Linked DNA regions of Homo sapiens: all the other regions are linked to region 2. Evidence: chromatin contacts called from ENCODE Hi-C or POLR2A ChIA-PET data. All regions are on one chromosome and are shown on one strand. Each heading gives the region's core, a stretch centred on a gene start or an enhancer-like site at or near the end of the contact. The rest is flanking DNA. Distances are from core to core; before and after follow the strand shown. Region 1 holds the start of TMEM126A (transmembrane protein 126A). Region 2 holds the start of TMEM135 (transmembrane protein 135). Region 3 holds the start of CREBZF (CREB/ATF bZIP transcription factor). Region 4 holds the start of RAB38 (RAB38, member RAS oncogene family).

Region 1 (3,539 bases), core at 1,017-3,516, 1.4 Mb after region 2:
ATATCATTTCTCAAGAATTTATACAAAGAATTTTAAAAACCTTCTGAAGACTAAAAATAATACTGTAGAGCTAATCTGAAAAAAATCATTGCATACATATTATTAAAAAAAAATCTAAGTGAAACAGAAACCAGAACATGAAAAGCAACACATAAAGCTTTTAGGAAATACAGAATATCTTCATAATCCTTGAAAGTATTTCCTAAACAATTCACAAATAGCACTAAACATAAAAGACTTATAAAACTAACAGTATTGAAGTTAAGAACCTATGGTTATCAACATATACCATAAAGATAAGCTAGTGGGGGAGAAAATGCAATAGAACTGACAAAAGAGTAGTTAGTACCCAGAACATACATGGAACTACATATCAACATGAAAAAGGTAAGCAGCCCTACGGAAAAACTGACAAAATATTTGAACAGGCACTTCACAAAAAGGAAAGTTAAATGGCCAATAAACATGAAAATATGCTCACCTTCATTATAACTGGGGGAACAACCCACAGTGAGATACCAATAGGTACCCATAGGTTAGCTAAAATCAAAATCTGACAATTCCAATTATTGGCAAGAATGCGGGGTAGCTAAAACTACATTCTGTGTACATTCTGTGGGGTAGCTTTACCCAAACTGTACAGTCACTTTGGGAAAGAATTTGGTATTATTTAGCAGATAGAAGACACACATAGCTAGCAATTTCATTTCTAGGTATACCTGAGATCAGGGCTCAGCAAACTTTAAAGGGCCAGATGTAAATGTGGTAGGCTTTGCAGGTAACATACAGCCTTTGTTGAATATTTGTTTTTAAAAAAACTATAAAAACATAAAAATCATTCTTAGCTGGGTGGCTGTACCAAGGCAAGCTATAGGCTGCATATGGCCTACATGCCAGTAGTTTGTTGATGTCTGCACTAGTTAGGGTGAAAATGTGAAGGGAATGGTGAATGATGAAGATTTGGCTCAGGTTTCAGGGTAACAGTTAAGAAAAACAAAGGCTGGATGCAGTGGCTCACGCCTGTAATCCCAGCACCTTGGGAGGCCAAGGCAGACGGATCACCTGAGGTCAGGAGTTCGAGACCAGCCTGGCCAACATGGTGAAACTCCCTGTCTTTTAAAAATACAAAAATTAGCCAGGCACGGCGGCAGCTGCCTGTAATCCCAGCTACTCGGGAGGCTGAGGCAGGAGAATCGCTTGAACCTGGGAGGTGGAGGTTGCAGTGTGCCGAGATCTCGCCACTGCACTCCAGCCTGGGTGAGAGCGAGACTCGGTCTACAAAAAAAAAAAAAAAAACAGTTCAGGGATAACAACAAAGGAAAACATGCTTTTATGAAACCAGATTTTCTCATTTCCTACAACATTACAGGCACTCGTTTAAATATTTATTGCTACCTGTTTTATATCGATAAGAGGTCATTTGGAAATGTTGATTACCTTGACATTCCATATCTCTAGACTTAAAGCTAACCTAATAAGTACAAAGCAGCCTTAGAAATTTATGTCTAGGTTTCTGGTAGTCAAATTTTTGAGGGCCTTGGCTACGATAAGATGATAAGACACAATCTCTGCTGTACAGGAGCTCTGAATGATTTTGTGTATGGGGTGGTGAAATATATAATCAAATTTAGTATGTATATATTGTACTGAGGGCAATTAAGTCACTCAATTCAGTATAAGTGCTGACTGGGCAGCCCCTGTGGGCATTTTGTCTCCGATATTAATAACAAATATCTATCAAAGACAACGCCGCCTGTAAAAACTACAAATATTTCGAAAGATTTTTGTGTTACCTATCTCATGTCATTCTTGGAAGAGCTCTGAGAGATAGGCAGTGTGGGGCCTATCTGAAAGAGAAGTAAAGTGGGACCTCTGAAAATCAAATTTGGCCGTGGTCACCTTGTAAATTGACAGTAAACCTGGGATTAAATTCAATCTCAGGCATTTCTCCTTTCTACTGAGTTAATTTAAATATAAGGTCTTTCCTTCTAGAGTGCAAAGTGAAAAGACAGCAGGAAGAGCTAACTACACTTCTACTTGCTCTCATTTACGCGCAGCGCTGCTGGTAGCTAGCGTGTCACCGCGTCGTGCTTCTCCTGACACCGGGACATTTACTTCACCCCCTCCCCCGGAATACCAGTACCTTATGCTCTCCTCCCAGCAGCCTGTGGGTGCCTCCTCCTTCCTCAGCCACGCCGGAGTTCACTGTGGCCTTTGCTCAAATTACCTGGGCGCAGCCATCTTTGGCTGACTCGTGACGCGGCGTGGGCGGGCGCCGGGTCGCGGCTGCTAATTGGACTGCGGGACGGAGGTTGCAGCCAGCAGCGGCTTTGGGCTGAGAAGCTTCCGGCCCTAGGAGGTGCCGGGAGGCTAAGCGTTGAGGTTTGTTTGCCTGGCGTAGAGTGTGCTCGTTTCACCTACTCTTGCCTCCCAGGACAGAACTTGTAGAAATTGTGAAATTTCGAGATATAAGTTGGGTGACCCTCAGTCAGCCTCTTCCATTGAAAACGTACCTCGGGCATATTACTTAACTTCCTGGTCAGTAGAGCCTACTTACGTTCTTGGCATGGGGTAAATGAAAACTGCACAGCTCTTGGCATATGATAGCTACTCAGGTTAAAAATAAGTCAAAGGTGAGCTATTTCTTGGCTCTATCGATTTTCTACTCTCCCTAGGAACTTAAGCTCCCTGTGCCATGTTTTGATCTGTATTGATTGCCCTACCATAATCAGCACCTCAGAGCTGCAGCTTATTTTTCTGAGGATTTCTCGTGTTCTCCAGAGTACTGCTTATTTGGAAGCAGTGTTGGGTGAAAGTCATCTTATTTCTTCTTGCTTTTTAAGTATAAATACTAGAAAATTTAGAATTATATATGTGGCTTGCATTATATTTCTATTGGACAGTGCTGTTCAGAAGGTACCTCTAATGCTCTCCTCCCAGCAGCCAGTGGATGCCTCACCAGGTCTTCCTCAGCCATGCTGGGGCTCCCTGCAACCTTTGCTCAGTTCGCTTGGACTAATTAACCCAATAGAAGGGAAAAATGCCTACAATTGAATTTTATCTTAACTCCATTAAGATTAGCAGGTAAACATTGTGCCAAAAAATATATAACTAACTGTAGCAATAAATACATGATCATAACACATTATCAGAAATCTTAATTATTCTCATCCTCTCAAATTTCTGAACAAGTGATAAAGTGTTGCATTGTCCAGATAATTTTTATACTGTCTCTCCATTGCAGGGTTGCTTGACCATTAGGCTCCATAGTGCCAAGAAGTCTGTAATTGCAGTTTCTAAACTTGCACAAATAGAAAGACTTATTTTCACGAAGGTGTACAAGAAGGAAAATTCCTAGTCTTTTTTTTATTTTTATTTTTTATTTTTTAGACAGAGTTTTGCTCTCGTCGGCCAGGCTGGAGTGCAATGGCCTGATCTCAGCTCATTGCAACTTCTGCCTTCCAGGTTCAAGCGATTCTCCTGCTTCAGCCTCCAGAGTAGCTGGGATTACAGGCGTGTGCCACCACGCCCAGCTGATC
Region 2 (3,280 bases), core at 346-2,845:
CAGATAAACATGAATCTTTGCCAAAGAAAATCAAGGAAAAAATTTCCAGCTCCAATAACAATTACTGGCCTCTACTCTAGATCTTTATTATTCAAAGTGCAGCCCCCACCATCAGCATTACCACGAGTTTGTTAGGAAAGCAGAGGTTCAGGCCCCACCAGGACCTAATGAATTAGAACCCCCATTTTAACATAATCCTCAGAGGATTCCTAACATACATGAAAATGTGAGAAGCATCAGTCTATACAATAAAAATGAAATGGGTGCCTGCAACCTCAAACAAAGTCATCACCTTCTCCTGTGTTATCTCTGAAATACATAATCAGACTTTTCAAGAAGTACTACAGATACAGCCATGACACACTTTCAGGAACATTAGGGTATAAATCTAAATTACTTCAATGAGAAATAATAATTGATCATCTGCTGAATATTGAAACTTTTAGAAGACATACAAAAAATATGATCTGTCTTCTTAGGACACAAACTGTAAGGCAAGAAAATGAGACAATGCACTTCAATGGCCAAAGTAATAATAAATCTTTAATATCAAGGATAAGATTATTGAAAAAAAGATTTTGCGGAGAACATTTAAGAGCATCTTTAATAGTCCTCAGTGTTACATATACATACTGCCAAATATTCCCTATTAATTGCCCTGTATGTAAAGTTGTGTAACAGAAGGTCCTAGGTGACACAAAGTCAGATGTCCTAACCAAGTTCACTGACTGAAAGACTGGCATCACCCTTTAAATCACCACACACAATCTCAACCCAGGAGTCTGTTCTGTGAACTTGCAAAAACACTTGCAAAACCCCCAAATCACAATCCTGTCATCTCAAAACTGAGTCAAGATCTGAGGCCACAGGGACTTAGGGCCAAATATGCCTTCTTCATTAAAAAAAAAAAAAAAAAAAAGCAAAATAAAACAGGGGAAACTAGATGAGGAAAGATTGCAGGTCCTTCTCATAGCCTCGCTGACCTACAAATACCTCTCCATCACAAGGCAGGCCAGAGGAAAATAAGGCTGGTCTTTGAATTAACGTTTTTAAGTGTCCTAAACTTAATTCTAAAAGTTGGGAGCCATCCTCTTCCTAGCAACAGGCATTCAGATGACAGCTCAATCTCTAATTCCCCTCCTCCTTCTCCCTTGCAGGAATTGGTATATCCTTCCCTTGCGACCTCCCCCTTCCCCCTACCGACCCCCCAAAACACTCCGACCCCTCCAAAAGAGAGCCCGACACAAGGCAAGTCCCCCAGAGCCCCTCGGGAGCACCAACTGCAGCCCCCGGCCCATCTTCCAGACTAAACTCGCCCTGCGGGACGGGTGACGGGTCTCACCAAGTACAGAGGAGCATAGATCTTCAGGGACTCCTCCAGGGCGCCCCCGGTGATCTGCAGGAAGGAGACCCGGCAGGAAGGGTGCCAAGTGTGGCCGATCTCATAGCAGTTATGAGGGATGGACTTGCTGAGGGCCGCCATGACGAGGAACAGCGCGGAGAAGACAGGAGGGGGAGAGCCTGAGCCCTGCAGGGAGGGGCGCGAGAGCCCAGCCGCCAGCCTCTCGCCCGGCCAGCACTCGGAGGTGCGGAATGGAGGGGAAAGGTCACGAGAGCGGGGTTACTCTGGGCCAAAGTCCTCGGATGTTGAGCGCTCGGCGTATCGCAGCTCAAGGGGGCGGGACGCGCACCGGGGAGGCGGGGAGAGGCGGCGCGTGCGCGCTCCCTCAAGAGGGCATCCGCTGGGGCGCGTTCCCGCGCGGCGGCGCGGCTGGGTGAGCGGAGGCAGAGAGGATCTTCGCACCCAGAGCCGAGGCTGTACGCGAGGGAGCGCAGCTCGGGGACGAGCCGCCTCCCCACCCCCGCGACGCCGTGCCCGGCTCCGGGGCGCAAGCGCTATGGCAGGTGCGCAGTAGGGGGTGGCTTGGGTCAAATTGTACTTCAGCTTCCAACTGCAAGCCAAGTAGAGCGGAGGGTAGTGGAAGAAAGGGATTAAATGTCTTTGTTGGGAGCTGGTGGAGGAAGAGGGTTGCCAGAGGAATGCCTGGGACAAACGTCCTCCCCAGCACCGGGAGCTTGCCTTCCCGAGAGTCCCAGGTAATAAACAGCTAGGGCTGCCTGCTAGTTGCAACTAACTACCCCCAAGTGCTGGGCTTTCCAAGCTCTGTGATACCTGCGAAGGCTTGAAAAGTCTCAGCTATGTTCATACCCCGACCGTGTGTGGGGAAGGGCAATAGGTCATCCTGTCCAAACCTTAGGCCACGGAGCAATCCTGTCTACAGCATCTTTGATAGGTGCTTATCAACCAAACAGCACACACAGTAGAGGCGGCAGTCGTGTGTTAGAACTCAGACCTGGCTAGGGAACTTGGCCAACAATTAGCAAGACAAGGGTCCTGTGTTGCTTGAGTCATATAACCCCTCTGTCAATCTCCTCACATGTAACAAACCTGCCAGTTTCTTTGGATTTCTAAATTCCATAGTCTCTTAAAGCAGAAACGAACTACCTTTAGAAGAATTCCATTCGAATCTTCTAGTCTTCATTCATTCATCTACAAATATTTACTGAGTCATTACTATTTACCAGGCACTGTGCTAAGGAAACAAACAGAAACAAGAGAGACAAGATTTTTATTTTCACGAAGCTAGTATTCTAGAGGGAGAAGACAGAAAATAACAAAGAAAACTGAACAAGATAATATCAGATAGGTGTAGTTGTTTGAAGAAAATAAAAGAGAAATACTCAGATGAAAAGTCCAAAACAACAATGGCAAAAAGATAAAAGTATCTTTCTCTCAGGTAAAGGTAGGCAGTCCTAGAATAAAATGGTGGCTCCATAACGATTAGGGATCCCAGCCTCTTTGTGACAGTTTGCTATGCCATCTGCTACCTGTGATTTCCACCCTAACTTAGAAAATAACATGACATCAACATGCTAGCCAGGAAGACCAGCAAAAGGGGAAGAGAGGCCGGGCGCGGTGGCTCACACCTGTAATCCTAGTACTTTGAGAGGCTGAGGCGGGTGGATCACTTGAGGTCAGGAGTTTGAGACCAGCCTGGCCAACATGGTGAAACCCTGTCTCTACTAAAAATACAAAAATTTGCCAGAAATGGTGACACGCTCCTGTAATCGTAGCTACTCAGGGACTGAGGCAGGAGAATCGCTTGAACTCAGGAGGCAGAGGTTGCAGTGGGCCAAGATCACACCACTGTTGCCTTGGCAACAGAGAGAGACTCTATCTCAAAAAAAAAAAAAAAAAAAAAACGGGGGGGCGGGGGCG
Region 3 (3,555 bases), core at 37-2,536, 1.4 Mb after region 2:
CATCCAATTCCAAGATTAACCTTTTCCCCTTTCAGAAATCCTTCTCTTCCTAGTTCATCTTTTATTGGCCTTGCTTTTTAAAAATTCAAAATGTTTTGTTTTACTATATTCTAATGTACTTGTAAACTGCTTCAAATCTCAAATCCCTTGTGGGATGTGAACCTAAATATCTGTATTTGTAAACTGCTTCAAATCTGAAATCCCTTGTGGGATGTGAACCTAAATAACAAACAGAAAAGGTCTCTAAAATAAAAGACATGTTTTGAGAATGGAGCATTTCAGTGGGAAAACGCATGCCATAGTAAACTATGTGTGTATTCAGGAAGACGAAGGAAGACAAAGAGTTTTAAAGGAAAAAAAAATGAGGATGGTTACACATTGTTTTGAACTAATTATCTTAGCTACAAAGGTCAATAACAAGGGTGACGTCAGTTAAAGGTTGGACAGGCAGTTTCTGGGCAGACATCCTTGCAGAGGTTTTGTATAAGGTCGTGATGGTCTTTGTGCAACGTTGTGGTTTTTACAGTCTTTGTTTTCAGGCATACAAGCATGAGTACCCTCTCTTCATAGCCTTTCCTGGCTCTATTTGTCAGAGTTTTTGTTTGTTTGTTACCCAAATGCAGTAAGTCAGTACTGATTGGATTTTGGCTCAAGTGAAAACATCTACTTACAAAAATGGCAAGAACAACTGAAGACAATTTTTGTAAGCAATGTTGTATTCTACATTCATTTTGCTTTGGTTTTAATTTTTTTTAATTGACAAATAATAACTGTCATATTCATTGGGTACATAGTGATATTTCTATACATATGGAATGTAGTGATCAGGTTAGGGTAACTAGCATATCCATTATCCAACTGAGGACATCTAGTATGGCCCAGGTATTAAATAGTATTAGTAAACGATTGTTAATTTTCTGAAGACTTGGTAATAGTATTATGATTATGAAAAAAAAGTCCTTATTTTTAGAGATGCACACTGAAGTACGCAGGGGTGTGGTGTCTCATCTGCAACTTTAGGATGATTCAGCAAAAAAAAAATTTACAAGCATTTATGTAAAGATAAAGCAAATATAGCAAAATGTTGTGTTGAACTGTTGAGTCTGGGTATTGGGTGGTATTGAATTAGGGTGGATAAATCTAGAGACTTGTTATTTTTGCCGCTGTTATTATGACATCACTAGAAAGCTGGAATTATTCCCACTCTAAAGCACCCTGAAATCTCGCGACACTACGGCCTGGTGGCGCGCGAAACGCGGTGGGCGGGACTGGGGCGAAAACCACTGACTTCCGGCTACGCCGTTGTCTGGGTGGCGCGGTCGAGTCATCGCAGGGCCTCACCGCTTCGTTCTCCCGTCCCTCCCCGCGCCTTGGCGCGGGGGGTCGACTAGCCAAGTGAGGCGGGAGGCGACTCGGACCTTTCCCTGCATTTCGTTTCGGCCAGTGCCGGGGGCTACCCGCCCTGGGGCCTGGGATCCTTGGGGCCCGTGAGGCCCACTCTTAGCGGCCGGGGCCTACCGCGGCCCGCCGCTGGCCCTCATGAGGCATAGCCTGACCAAGCTGCTGGCAGCCTCGGGCAGCAACTCCCCAACCCGCAGTGAGAGCCCGGAGCCGGCTGCAACTTGTTCGCTGCCCTCTGACCTGACCCGGGCTGCAGCGGGGGAGGAGGAGACGGCGGCGGCCGGATCTCCCGGCCGCAAGCAGCAGTTTGGCGACGAAGGAGAGTTGGAAGCCGGGAGGGGGAGCCGCGGCGGCGTGGCCGTGCGCGCGCCCTCCCCCGAGGAGATGGAGGAGGAGGCGATCGCCAGCCTCCCGGGGGAAGAGACGGAGGATATGGACTTTCTGTCTGGGCTGGAACTGGCGGATCTCCTGGACCCCAGGCAACCGGACTGGCACCTGGACCCCGGGCTTAGCTCGCCGGGGCCTCTCTCCTCGTCTGGCGGAGGCTCGGATAGCGGCGGCCTGTGGAGAGGGGACGATGACGATGAGGCCGCGGCTGCTGAAATGCAGCGCTTCTCTGACCTGCTGCAAAGGCTGTTAAACGGTATCGGAGGCTGCAGCAGCAGCAGTGACAGTGGCAGCGCCGAAAAGAGGCGGAGAAAGTCCCCAGGAGGAGGCGGCGGTGGCGGCAGCGGTAACGACAACAACCAGGCGGCGACAAAGAGTCCCCGGAAGGCGGCGGCGGCCGCTGCCCGCCTTAATCGACTGAAGAAGAAGGAGTACGTGATGGGGCTGGAGAGTCGAGTCCGGGGTCTGGCAGCCGAGAACCAGGAGCTGCGGGCCGAGAATCGGGAGCTGGGCAAACGCGTACAGGCACTGCAGGAGGAGAGTCGCTACCTACGGGCAGTCTTAGCCAACGAGACTGGACTGGCTCGCTTGCTGAGCCGGCTGAGCGGCGTGGGACTGCGGCTGACCACCTCGCTCTTCAGAGACTCGCCCGCCGGTGACCACGACTACGCTCTGCCGGTGGGAAAGCAGAAGCAGGACCTGCTGGAAGAGGACGACTCGGCGGGAGGAGTCTGTCTCCATGTGGACAAGGATAAGGTGTCGGTGGAGTTCTGCTCGGCGTGCGCCCGGAAGGCGTCGTCTTCTCTTAAAATGTAGGGTCAAGTAATCTGCTCTTTATCCGCGTTTACCCCTTTCAACTCCCTTACACCATGTCAAACTTACCTTAGTGGGACATCTTCACCGGACACATTTCAGAGGAGAGAAAAAAAGTAATATTGAATCTTAAAGTGTTTAGCTAAAAGCATGAATGTGACACAGTAACCAACTCCTAATGATAACATGTGACTATTAAATCTCTCTGACAGTTTCTTTTTTAGGTGATTTCCTTCCTGCCAGGCTCCGTTGTAGGGGTTACAGAACAGTCGTTCCCGCCTCACAACCTGGTAAGGATCCATCTCTTCCCGTAACGCTCATGCTCTGCTGCTTTGTCTACTTTAATGGGCAACATCTCAGTTTGTGTGTGTGTGATTTTTTTTTTTTTTTCTGTTTTGGAAGGTGGGAGGGAAATCTAATTTGGGCCCTGTCCACCCTGGAAACAGACTTGTGCTGGTCAAGAATGTATTTAAGATGCCTCTTCTGGTTGAAATAGCTATTAATGTGTCCCCTTATTCAGACTTGCGTGTACCTAGCTCTTCTGTCCCCAGTGTGGACATGGCCTTGGATGACATCGGTTCCAACTGTACACTGAAACCTGCTTATAGAGAGACAGTTTGGAGACAGTGAAACAGGTGAAGTTGAATGGAAGTTCCGAGTTGTACAAGGTGCAAATTGGAATTCCGATTTTAGGGCAACTTTTCAGAGGTTGACAGTTAAGTATTTGGGGCATGCACAAATGTGATAGTTATTTTGCTGGAGGTGACAGGTATCTCTTAAATATCAACAATGCCTTTTAGTTTTCAGTATGAGATATAGAAACAGTCTATAATGGAGTAACATTTTAATGTCTCACCATTAGAGAAGTTGGAAATTAACATACATATGAGACTCCTGCGTTTTAGTTAATTGGAGAATAAGAATGGCTAATGTTTCTTTGAGGACCAGCAGTGA
Region 4 (3,151 bases), core at 642-3,141, 1.1 Mb before region 2:
TTTTGTATTTTTAGTAGAGACGGGTTTCACCATGTTGGCCAGGCTGGTCTTGAACTCCTGACCTCAAGTGATTCACCCACCTCAGCCTCCCAAAGTGCTTGGATTACAATCATGAGCAACCATGCCCTGCCATAGGTATTATCATTCTCCTTTCGTTGATGTGGAAACCAAGGCTCAGAGGTTATGTGACTTGTCCCGGGTACACATCTTCAGCATCCCTCTGCTTGTTTGGGGCATGTGGAGGCTAAAGTTTAGGGAGTGTCAGGCCAGAAGAGGAAGGCAGAAAGACAATGGCCTTGCCAAACCTCCTTTCTCCCTTTCACACAGGCCTGTGTTTAAGTCCTAGTTCTAACACATACTAGTTATGTGTGCCCTTGAGAAAGCTGCTGTTAATCTTGGTTTCCTTATTTATAAATTGAAGAAAATAACCCACTTCATAAAGCAATTGAGAAGATGAAATGATAGAATGTGAGCAGAGCTCCTTCACAGCACATTCAGGTACAAAATAGCTCATTTTGGTATAAACTGCTCACCCCCTAGCCCTGAATGCCCAATTTCTCATTTTCTTTATGTCTTTACTAAATTGTCTCCATCTTACTGAAACCTTCCCTGGCCACCCTATCTAAAAGGCAAACCCCATATAATCTCTTCACATCCCCTTTCTGCCTTATTTTATTACCAATTAATATATGACAAATTGTATTTATTTTGTCTTGTCCTGTCTCCACCCACAAGAAGGTAAATTTTTCTTAGGCCAGTAGGCATTGTCTGCGTTAGGAGGATGATACAGAAATCCTAACGCAGACAATGCCTACTGGCCTCAAAAAAATTTACCTTCTTGTAGGTGGAGACAGACAAGACAAAATAAGTACAATTTGTCATATATTAATTGGTAATAAAATGTATATTGGTCAAATGAATGAAAACAAACAACAAAAACAACAAAAAGAAGTTGGGAACCTAAAGACCTATGTTTGAATTTGGTTTTTTTCCTTACTATTTGACTCTGGGTCCATTACTTAAAATGTCTGGTCCTTAGCTTCCTCATTTGTAAAATAGGAAGAAAAATGGTATCTATTATTAAGACAGCTGGGATGACTAAATGACATAATTTATAAACCCTCTGGCATATAGCGAGTGCTCAATAAATGTTTGCCATTATTATTATTTGTAATAATCTGACCGATTGTTAAAACTGTCTTTCTGTGCAGCTCTGAGTTTTTAGGATATGGGAAGAGGCTAAAAGTCACCAGTGCCCTTGGCATTTTCGGCCCAGTTGTCCTCCTTGTTAACTGATTACCAGTTGAATGGGTGTGAAAGTGCTCAGTGTTCCCACCTCCAAGCTGCTCAGAGGTCAGCATTGCCATTCATTGAGAAATAACAGGCTGTGAGAGCTCAAATGACTTACTTATGGTCCCTCAACTTAAAAACCAGGGCACGCAGGAACCAAGCCCAGCCAGTCTTGGGCTTCCTAATACTGTAATTTCTCTCTACAGTGTGGGGTAGTTAAGAGCCTGTGACTTCAGACCTGTGGTCAACGGGGCCTTTCACCGGCCATCTCCCGCAGAGTACTTTTTCACAATCAGTTTTCTCGCAAGCAAAACGTGGAAAATAAGATCCACACCTCACAAGTTTGTGGCCAGGGTCACAGGTGAAAACAGCTCTTCGGAAACTCTAAAGCGCCGGATAAATAAGCGCTGCAACAGGCAACCACACGCGAACCCCTTTCAGCTGCCAGTCCCGGGACTCGCTCCTGTCTCCTCCCCTCTCCAAGACCGCGGAGTAGGAAGGAGGATTAACCCCTAGGGGAGGAGTTCCGCCCCCCAGCCCCCGCCCCGCCGCCCACGCCTCTCTCTGCACCTACACTTGCGCTCCCCAAGTCTCTCTCGTGCGCAGAGCCCAGGCTGCGCTTCCCTGGTCAGGCACGGCACGTCTGGCCGGCCGCCAGGATGCAGGCCCCGCACAAGGAGCACCTGTACAAGTTGCTGGTGATTGGCGACCTGGGCGTGGGGAAGACCAGTATCATCAAGCGCTACGTGCACCAGAACTTCTCTTCGCACTACCGGGCCACAATCGGCGTGGACTTCGCGCTCAAGGTGCTCCACTGGGACCCGGAGACTGTGGTGCGCCTGCAGCTCTGGGATATCGCAGGTGAGCGCGGGGGGAGGGGGTCAGGGGGATAGAGCGCCTCGCGGCCGGTTTCCAGTCTCGAGGCAGCGGCTTGCGGCCAAGCGTGAGATTAAAATCACTAGGTCGCGAGGCAGTTTTTCCTGGTGGGCTGGAAACTTAGTTTCAAAGAAAAGAAAAACGTCTGAAACTTCAAGTGCATTCCCTGGCGCTTTTGGGCTATTGCTTTAGCTCCTTCCCGCACAGTCCCCTGGGATCTCTCTGCCCAGAGCAGGCCTCCCCAGGGAACCAGAGGAAGATTGTCTGCAATTGCATTCTGTTCTCCACTCCAGCTCGTTTTCTGGGCGCGGGCAGTTCTGCCAATGACGCAGCCCAGTGTCACGCACGTCCTTCCGTGCAGGGGCGGACCGAGGGGAAGCCCCTAGGCTGGTTCACAGAGGAAACCGGGATAGTTCCAGGCTAGCTGGAGTTTGCCCATTCCTGTCTTCAGTGGCTCACTTTATTTCAAATTTTGTCACCTTTCTCTCTGCCCTTAAGACAAAGGAGTTTGAGGGTTTTTGTTTTGTTTTTTTTTTTTTTTTTTTTTGCTTTTTGCTTACAGTAAGCCAAGTACTTTTGTGTGTATATGTCAGGGGCAAAGTATTCTTTCTCCCTCTCTTTCTGTATTTCTATCTCTCTGGCTCTCTGTCTTCTATGAAAAGGAGGTTGTGTGTATATTTTAAGGCCATTTTTATGTAAGGGCCTATGATAGCCTTATGATTTCTTGATTTGGCCCTAAAGTTTTCATTGAGAGATCTGAAAAATGAGAGGTTGTTTGTTTTTGTTTTTTACAATATTTAAAATCAGATTTTGACTCCACAGGTTTGTACCAGAAGTTAGGCCTAGTCAAAAGTGAGGGTGCAATGTATCTACTCCAAGTGTGAATCCTTGGACAAGGCTGTTTGCAACCTGCGCATGACCAACCCCTCATTACAGATTTTAGCCCTGCCACTAACTAACCTGCTCAGTGGCTTTGGACAAGTCT

What was found. Hi-C counts contacts between places; a loop is a spot of excess contacts on that map. ChIA-PET counts read pairs that join two places held with the same protein, here RNA polymerase II (POLR2A). Pooled maps may share reads with other maps.
Region 1: a map of B cell shows a loop between it and region 2 (16-fold over the local background). The contact joins the promoter of TMEM126A here to the promoter of TMEM135 in region 2. A Hi-C loop is called at or near these places in 1 of 168 maps with a recorded cell type or tissue (B cell), 2 of 37 single-sample maps with no recorded cell type and 7 of 50 pooled maps.
Region 3: a pooled map shows a loop between it and region 2 (13-fold over the local background). The contact joins the promoter of CREBZF here to the promoter of TMEM135 in region 2. A Hi-C loop is called at or near these places in 3 of 37 single-sample maps with no recorded cell type and 11 of 50 pooled maps. POLR2A ChIA-PET finds 5 or more read pairs at or near these places in 2 of 52 experiments (MCF 10A and PC-3).
Region 4: a map with no recorded cell type shows a loop between it and region 2 (6-fold over the local background). The contact joins the promoter of RAB38 here to the promoter of TMEM135 in region 2. A Hi-C loop is called at or near these places in 2 of 37 single-sample maps with no recorded cell type and 2 of 50 pooled maps. POLR2A ChIA-PET finds 5 or more read pairs at or near these places in 1 of 52 experiments (activated T-cell).

The regions. Positions count from the first base shown.
Region 1 is chr11:85,646,694-85,650,232 of GRCh38, reverse strand. It overlaps TMEM126A (transmembrane protein 126A), which reads right to left and starts at 2,266. Exons shown (of 5, transcript NM_032273.4): 1 at 2,144-2,266. RefSeq lists enhancers at 2,016-2,285, 2,456-2,505.
Region 2 is chr11:87,036,249-87,039,528 of GRCh38, reverse strand. It overlaps TMEM135 (transmembrane protein 135), which reads right to left and starts at 1,595. Exons shown (of 15, transcript NM_022918.4): 1 at 1,343-1,595. The coding sequence starts at 1,483. It overlaps LOC105369422 (a long non-coding RNA gene), which reads left to right and starts at 1,734. Exons shown (of 5, transcript XR_007062827.1): 1 at 1,734-1,905. RefSeq lists a silencer at 1,574-1,963 and an enhancer at 1,620-2,120.
Region 3 is chr11:85,662,860-85,666,414 of GRCh38, reverse strand. It overlaps CREBZF (CREB/ATF bZIP transcription factor), which reads left to right and starts at 1,286. Exons shown (of 1, transcript NM_001039618.4): 1 at 1,286-3,555. The coding sequence starts at 1,540. The coding sequence ends at 2,604. RefSeq lists enhancers at 1,703-1,752, 2,023-2,312, 2,423-2,662.
Region 4 is chr11:88,174,183-88,177,333 of GRCh38, reverse strand. It overlaps RAB38 (RAB38, member RAS oncogene family), which reads left to right and starts at 1,891. Exons shown (of 3, transcript NM_022337.3): 1 at 1,891-2,151. The coding sequence starts at 1,950. MIR3166 (microRNA 3166) reads right to left here and starts at 832; the gene lies at 741-832.